2 separate regions of the Homo sapiens genome follow, and region 1 is linked to region 2. A link is an interaction called in ENCODE POLR2A ChIA-PET data of the cell type or tissue named here. Cell type or tissue: CD4-positive, alpha-beta T cell. All regions are shown on one strand. Links, peaks and the distances in the headings refer to the core of each region. The heading gives the core; the rest is flanking DNA.

Region 1 (4,344 bases), core at 345-4,344, 300 kb before region 2:
TCAGGGTCGTGGTTGCTGAAGGTTAGGGTGACTGTGGCAATTCCTTTTTTCTTTTTCTTTTTCTTTTTCTTTTTTTTTTTTTTTGAGACAGAATCTCACTCTGTCACCCAGGCTGGAGTGCAGTGGTGCATTAATGGTTCACTGCAGCCTCGACTTCCCAGGCTCAAGTGATCCTTCCACCTCAGCCCCTGAGTAGCTGGAACTATGGGTGTGTGCCACCACACCTGGCTAATTTTTGTTGCTGTTGAGATGCAGTTTCGCCATGTTGCCCAGGCTGGTCTCAAAATCACAATTTCTTAAAATGCCATGCATTGGTTGACACTTCATTTCACGAAAGATTACTCTGTAGTATGCAGTGCTGCTTGATTGGATTTTACCCACAGGTAGAATTTCTTTCAAAATTGGAGTCAACCCTCTCAAACCCTGCCACTGCCTTTATCAACTAACTTGACGTAATATTCTGAACTTTTTGTGGTCATTTCAGCAATGTTCACAAATCCCAGCACTTCGGGAGGATGAGGAAAGAGGATTGCTTGAGGCTAGGAGTTTGAGAGCAACCTAAGCAACACAGTGAAACTCCTCTCTAAAAATAAATTTAAAAATTTAGCCAGGCCTGTAGTCCCACCTATTCGGGAGGCTGAAGTGAGAAGATAGCTTGAGGCCAGGAGTTCAGGCCATATGGTGCCAATGCACTCCAACCTGGCCAACAGAGCCAGACCCAACTCAAAAGAACAAAAACAAAACAAAACAAAAAAACATTGTTGACAGCATCTTCACCAACAGTAGATTTTATGTCAAGAAACCCCTTTCTTTACTCATTCATAAGAAGTAGCTCCTCTTCATCTGTTCAAGTTTAGTCATGAGATTGCAGCAATTCATTCACATCTTTGGGCTCCACTTCTAATTCTAGTTATCTTATTGTTTCCACCACCTCTGCAGTTACTTCTTCCACTGAAGTCTTAAATTCCTGAAAGTCGTCACCTATGAGGGTTGAATCAATGCCTTCCAAACTTCTGTTAATATTGATGTTTTGACCCACTTTCATGAATCTGAATGTACTTAATGGCATCTAGAATAGTGAATGCTTTCTAGAAGGTTTTCCGTTTACTTTGCCTAGATCTATCAGAGGAATCACTGTGGCAGCTATAGCTTCATAAAGTATATTTCTTATATAATGATACTCGTAAGTCAAAGTTACTCCTTGATCCATGGACTGCAGAATAGATGTTGTGTTAGCAGGCATAAAAACAACATTCATCTCTTTGTACATCTCCATCAGAACCTTGGATGTCAATAAGCAGTCATATTTGTAAAGAAATCTCTTATTCTGAGCAATAGGTCTCAACAGCAGGCTTAAAATTTTCAGTAAACCCTGCTGTAAACAGATGTGCTCTCAATCCAGCTTCATTTTTTCATTTATAGAGCACAGAGAGCATAGATTTAGCATAATCCTGAAAGGCCCTAGGATTTTCAGAATGGTAAATGAGCATTGGCTTCAACTTAAAATCACCAGCTGCATTAGCCCCTAACAGAAGAATCAGCCTGTCCTCTGAAGCTTTGAAGCTGGCATTGACATCTCACTATCTATGAAAGTCCTAGATGGTCTTTTTTGCCCAATATAAGGCTGTTTCATCTTCTATTGAAAATCTGTTGTTTAGTGTAGCTACCTTCAATTATCTTAGCTAGATCTTCTGGTAAACTTGCTGCAATTTCTACATCAGCATTTCCTGCTTTACCGTGTACTTGAAAGTTACAGAGGCAGCTTCTTTCCTTAAACCTCATGAATCAACCTCTGTTAGCTTCCAACCTTTATTTTGCAGCTTCCTCACCACTTTTAGCTTTCGTAGAATTGAAGAGAGTTAGGGCCCTGCTCTGGATTAGGCTTTGGTTTAAGGGAATATTGTGGCCTGTTTGATCTTTCTACCCAGACCACTAAAACTTTCTCCATATCAGCAGTAAGTCTGTTTTGCCTTCTTATCATTTGTATGCTCACTGGAGTAGTGCTTTGAATTTCCTTTAAGAGCTTTTCCTTTGCATTCACAACATGGTTAACTGGCGCAAGAGGCCTAGCTTTCAGCCTCTCTTGGGTTTTGACATGCCTTCCTCACTAAGCTTAATTATTTCTAGCTTTTGATTTAAAGGGAGAGGCATGGGACTCCTACTTTCACTTGAACACTTAGAGGCCATTGTAGGGTTATTAATTAGCCCATTATTGTTAAGTCTTATGGAATAGGTAGGCAGGAGGAGAGGGAGATAGACTGGGGAAAAAGGCAGGTCAGTGGAGCAGTCAGAACACAAAACAGTTGTCAGTGAAGTTTGCCACCTTATATCTGCATGGTTTGTGGCATCTCCAAACAATTACAATAGTAATATTAAAGATCACTGATCGGCTGGGTGCGGTGGCTCACACCTGTAATCCCAGCACTTTGGGAGTCTGAGGCGGGTGGATCATGAGGTCAGGAGTTCGAGGCCAGCCTGACCAACATGGTGAAACCCCGTCTCTACTAAAAATACAAAAATTAGCTGGGCATGGTGGCACATGCCTGTAATCCCAGCTACTCGGGAGGCTGAGGCAAGAGAATTGTCTGAATCCCGGAGGCGGAGGTTGCAGTGAGCCGAGATTGCACCATTGCACTCCAGCCTGGGCAACAGAGCAAGACTCTGATTAAAAAAAAAAAAAAAAAGATTACAGATCAACATACTGGATATAACAATAATGACAAGTTTTGAAATATCACAAGAATTACCAAAATGTGACCTGGAGACACAAAGCGAGCACCTCCTGTTGGAAAAATGGGGCCGATAGACTTTCTTGGCACAACTTGCTTCCCACAGACTTTCAATTTGTAAAAAATGCAATATCTGTGAAGTGCAGTAAAGTGAAGCACAATAAAAAGAGGTATGCCCGTACATGGAAATTTATAGCAGCTCTGTTTGTAATCACCAAAATTGAAACAAACCAGATGTCCCTCAGTCAGTGCGTGGATAAACAAACTTTGGGACACAAACATACCATGGATACATAAGAACTCTGCAGAAAGGAATAAGCTATCGATACAAGCAGGGTCATGGATGGATGGATCTCAAAGGCATTATTCTTTGAGGCTGCTTTAAGAAGCAGCCTCAAAGATTTTGTACTGTATGATTCAATTTATATGACATTTTAGGAAAGAAAAAACTATACCAAGAACAAATCAGTAGTTGCCAGGAGCTGGTGGGGAGTGGAGGGAGAGGGTGACTACTAAGAATTAATATGAGGGGTTTTGAGGGTGAGGGACTAGTCTGTATCCTGACAATATAGTCGTGGTAGTTATATGAATCTATCCATGTGTTAAAATTCGCAGAACTGTACACCAAAAAAGGAAATTTTACTGTAAGTTAATTTAAAAATAAAATAAAATAGCAATATAAACTCATTATGTAAATGTAACGCACTTTTTATGAAAGTTAACCATATTTTCAAAAACAACAAAAAATTAGTAAGAACAGTGGCATTGTTTTACATTTTTTGTAAATCTCTTTACTGTCTAGCTTTATATAGAGAGCGGAGTTCTCATATCTCCTTCTGCATTCACTCTGTTGTGATATCACATGTCACATCGTTTCTGGAAAACCCTACTATATATACACTTGAAAGAGGATGAGAGTGAAAAAAGCCAGTAATGTCTTAGTAGTTTTAGGATCATTGTTTTGACCCTGTGGACCATCTGAAATGGTCTCAGAGATTCCCGAGGGTTTCTGAACCCACTTTGAAAACCAATGATATAACACATTGTTCCAAATTTTATTTTCATAGCATCTTGACTTTTATTTTTCTGGCTATATCCACATGTTCCCTGTGTTTACTTAATGCCTATGTTCAAATTGGCCCTTTTTTAAAACTTGCTATATCTCCTATAAATAGAAAACCAGTACCACCTTCCCATAAATAGTAAATACAAAACAAATAAGCAATGAAAAACTTAATATACATTTTAAAAGTTTATTTCTGGGCCGGGTGCGGTGGCTCACGCCTGTAATCCCAGCGCCCTGGGAGGCCAAGGCAGGCAGATCACCAGAGGTCAGGAGTTCGAGACCATCCTGGCCAACATGGTGAAACCCTGTCTCTACTAAAAGTACAAAGATTAGCCAGGCGTGATGGCAGGCACCTGTAATCCCAGTTACTAAGGAGGCTGAGGCAGGAGAATCGCTTGAACCTGAGAGGCAGAGGTTGCAGGAGCTGAGATCGTGCCACTGCACTTCAGCCTGGGCTACAGAGTGAGACTCCGTCTCAAATAAATAAATTAATTTAATTAAATTAAAAGTCTACCTGTGAACCATCTAAAATCATCTCTGCATGCCACG
Region 2 (4,340 bases), core at 1-4,000:
TTAACAGTCTCGTTCCTCAAAACATAAATAATCCATGTATTCTGAACAAGTGTTTGGATGCATGTTTTATAACTTTAATCATATTTAAAATGTAGTATTATAAAATGTAGTATTAGTGGCTTATTTTTAAGAAACAATACATCTTTTGTCAAGTAAATAATCATGCTGAATTTTACCAGTTTTCACACGATGATTGCTTAAAATGATGTATATTTAAAGAATAATGTACTAAATAGTTATCAAGGAACATAAAATAGTTAATTCAGCTATTAGATGCACTGGGAAAATCTGGCTAAAGGAATTTTAGTAAGCTAAATTCCACAATAAAATGAATAGATGAATCTTATCAGGGAGCTTACTAAAAATTACCAAAAATGTTCACTGTCTTCTTTCAGATCAAACAATACTTTATGATATTTCAAGTTGCTTCATTTTTAAAACATGACTAACTACAATGCCAGTGCTTCCAAAACCAACAGTGACCTCACTTTTAAAACATTCTTGTCAGGATAACATTTTCTTTCTAAAACATCACACTCATTCCTTTTAGCCAACCCTAATTTTGAGTTCCCAAAAGTTTAATCAGCTACATTTTTTTTTCTATCAAATAGGGCAATTGTTACAACATTTTTTTGGAGGAAGGGGAATGTTATTAAAAAAAAATGGCTTAAATGGTAGTCTAAAAAATGCACTCTTGTCAGGAAGAACGGCTATATTTGGTCACATATCATATTACTAGGGAAAATTTTATCATTTTATATGTGTCCATTTTGGTTAAAGACTAAAAGCTGTATTAGAAATCTTCGCATTGACCTAGATCACTTAAATATACAAAATTGATCCCCTTATGCATCCTGATTTTTAAACTCCTACCATGGTGCTGAAGTGGTCAGTTAAGGAAGCATCAGGTAAGAGTAGTCCCGGGCTATGAGTTAACCTAGTAGACTCTGGGTTCACACTACAGTGTCAACAGAATGCTGGTATTACAAGGACATGATTTGTGAAATGTTGTAAAAGGTTTTATTGTATCTTTTGACCCACTTTAATGGTATCAAATAAACAAATGGCACGCAAGATTCAAGGGGGAAATGTTTATAAAGAAAATTCGTGTTTGAACTCAGAATAAACCAAATAGAATGAAAAATTCTGAACAGGAAAACAGACACTCCAAGATCTATATGGCTGTCTATTAAAAAGAACTTAATGCACAATAATTTATTCTCAAAAATTCCTCTAGGCTTCAAAAAGAAATATAGATTAAATATAATTTCTTTCTTTCTTTTTTTTTTTTTTTTTGAGACAGGGTCTCACTCTGTCATCCAGGCTGGAGTGCAGTGGCATGATCACAGCTCACTTTAGCCTCAACCTCCCAGGCTCAGGTGATCCTCCTACTTCAGCCTCCTGGGTAGTTGGGACTACAGCTGGGGCTGGGTTTTTGTATTTTTAGTAGAGAAGGGGTTTCACCATGGTGCCCAGGCTGGTCACGAACTCCTGGGCTCAAGCAATTTGCCTGCCTCGGCCTCCCAAAATGTTGGGATTACAGGTATGAGCCACTGCCCCCAGCCTTAAATATAGTTTCTAACATCATTTAAATGACCTCCTATAAAATTATAAATGTAGTTTAAATGAAAAAATGTGGCTACATTTTATAATCCTATGTCAAGTTTCTAAACTGTGAAGTTTTAGCATGAGTTTAAAAAAAAAAGCCCTAGAAAAAGCACTGGTCTGGGAACAGTAAAAATAGTAACCATAATGGTAACAGAGCTTACTACAAAATGCTTCCTTTATAAACCAAATCCATGAATTATCTTATTAAATCTCGTAATTATCCTATGGAGTTGAGATATTATTATGTATTATTATTACAGAAGGAAAAACAAAAACTCAGAGTAAATTAATCTCTCTTGGGTCACAGAAGTAATAAATTACAGAAATTAAAAATTGAGTATTCATGGACAAACAATGAAGTTTTAAACTGTTTAAGAAGCACATTCATTGTTTTTACATGCTGTAAAGGTGCATGAAACTCCAAAAATGTTTCTGAAAAGCTTTCTAAAAAGAAGTGATTGTGTATGAACATCTTTGCCTTTCATATGAGAAAGTGAGGGGAAAATGTAACTTTTCTACCATATAGTGTAGTTGGATAAAAGACACTACTGGTCCTGTCATTTTTAAAATAGGAGCTTTGCTACTTAAAAAATGTAAAACTTATTGAACTGGGTAATTATCTCTAAGATCTCTTTCTGCACTAAAACCTGCTTAAACCTGGAAATAGAATTGTTTATCTAATCATTAAAAAGAATTAATTCCACCACCTTATGACTGAATTAAAGTACCTTCCAGCAAATCCTTGATATAATATTAATGCAGAAAAGTTTTAAAGATGGTCTTAGATCTAAGAGAAGAAAATTAAAGGTCTCTTGCCTCCTTTTAAATGACATTTACATTGGAAAGACATCTTCTATGACTGTTTTTCAGAATGTAGACTGGGACTGATTCACGGGTCATGAAATCAATTTAATGATTTACAAACAGCATTAAAAAAAACTGAAAGCAAAAGAATAAGAAAATGCCTGATAATTATATTGTAAATAGTAAGGGTTAAGAATTACTTCATAAAATCTATCTGCTTACATAACTGTGCACTCAGTCACGATGTAAAATGTATTTTTTTAGCATGAGCATCAATCCAAAGAGATTGAAAGACACTATGCTAGAGTGCCAAAGTATATTTTGCATGTAATATATATCACATGAAAAGAGTAATTTCATTAAATTCTGATGACTGGCATTTCTAGGATCTATACCTAAAATATTTTGCTTTTTATAATTACAGTAAAATTACTGACATGCTGAAGAGCCAACTCGACGAAACATGCAAAGAAATTCTAGGAATGCAGCTTGATCAACAGTGTTCCAAAGAAACATCAACATAAAACTATTTGTGAAGAAACAAATACAATGTTTAAAGAAGGTATCTGAAGGAAACCACGCTCCTTGGAGAAATGGTGTTTCCAAGTCTTGGCAGAAAAATACAAGGTGAAAGGGGAACATCTTACTGTGTCAGAAAGCAAAAAAGCTATCAAAGATTAGGTTGTGTCAAAGGATGTAGAAGTCAGCTTAACGGTTTCCCACTGATCAAAGATGAACAACTTGGGCATCAAAGAGAATGGCAGATTGAAACACAAACATTATAAAAATTCAAGGCTGGGTGTGGTGGCCTCATACCTGTAATCCCAGCACTTTGGGAAGCTGAGGCAAGCGGATTGCTTGAGCCCATGAGGTTGAGATCAGCCTGAGCAATGTGGTGAAACCCTATCTCTACAAGAAAAATACAAAAATTAGCCACCAGGCATGGTAGCATGTGCCAGTAGTCCTAGCTACTCAGGAGGCTGAGGCTGCAGGGAGCTGAGAGCTCCACTGCACTCCAGACTGGGCAACAGATCCAGACTTGTCTTAAAAAAAAAAAAAGAAAAAGAAAAAGAAAAGAAAAGAAAATTCAAGAGTTCAAATAAAACAACACTGATCACCTCCATGATTGCTAGGGTTTCAACTTAATATTCTAAAATCTAGTAAACGGAAGAATCAGGCATTTTTTTCTTCTGTTTCCTCCACCAATGTTATTGTAGTTGTATCCAGAGAGTTTACAAGGACACGTTCTTTGCAAGAATTCCAGTTTGGAAGAAAAGAATGCAGGACAGATATACAAAGTCACCAAATTATAATCCATAATGAAATAATAAATGATTATCCTTGGCTGTTAAAAACCATAGATAAAAGACTGATAGAGAACTTTATATTGGATGGGTTAGGCTGGCAACACCTAACATTTTAACATCATCAATTTTAACATTACTGAAAGTGGGACAAAGCCTCCTACTAGAAGCTAGTAGGAAGTACATCTAATAATATGAATATTATTCCCCTAAAAGAGAACTGAATCTAATCAGTCCTCTAGATCTAACTGCGAGGTTATAGGAAATACAAGGGCCAGAAAAAAATGTAAAAAAAGACCACAAAGATGCAATCAACTAAATTCAAAATATGGAAAATTCTACAAGACCTAGTCTCTTCAATAAATAATGACAAGAAAAAAAGAGGACAGGAAATTGTAGTAGGCTAAAAGAAACTTAAAAGACTCACTTTAATGTAATATTGTAGACCTTGTTTGGATTCCGATTTGAACAAATCAAAACAGTATTTTTTCCAGAATTGGGCAATATGAATACAGACTGGATATTAATGACTTATTTTTTATTTAGTTAAGTATGATAATGATAATGTGGTTTTGTTAAAAAGAGATAAAATATTTTCTATAAGAATAAAGCATGACATACATA

Evidence for each region. ChIA-PET counts read pairs that join two places held together with the same protein. Peaks named below come from ENCODE experiments on the same cell type or tissue, not always from the same donor. Only the 100,000 strongest peaks of a DNase experiment are listed, where the experiment ranks them.
Region 1: POLR2A ChIA-PET joins it to region 2 with 5 read pairs; 3 of 35 experiments call an interaction of 5 or more read pairs at or near these places.

Annotation. Positions count from the first base shown.
Region 1 is chr10:61,932,345-61,936,688 of GRCh38, forward strand. The region is part of intron 2 of ARID5B (AT-rich interaction domain 5B); the gene reads left to right. Among named protein-coding and RNA genes, the nearest start is that of ARID5B, 33 kb to the left of the region's middle. In CD4-positive, alpha-beta T cell, for the core only: no CTCF peak of the experiment used is centred there; no DNase peak of the experiment used is centred there; H3K27ac peaks cover 1,529 bases.
Region 2 is chr10:62,231,037-62,235,376 of GRCh38, forward strand. All of the region lies in intron 6 of RTKN2 (rhotekin 2), which reads right to left. Among named protein-coding and RNA genes, the nearest start is that of LINC02621, 26 kb to the right of the region's middle. In CD4-positive, alpha-beta T cell, for the core only: no CTCF peak of the experiment used is centred there; no DNase peak of the experiment used is centred there; H3K4me3 peaks cover 1,705 bases.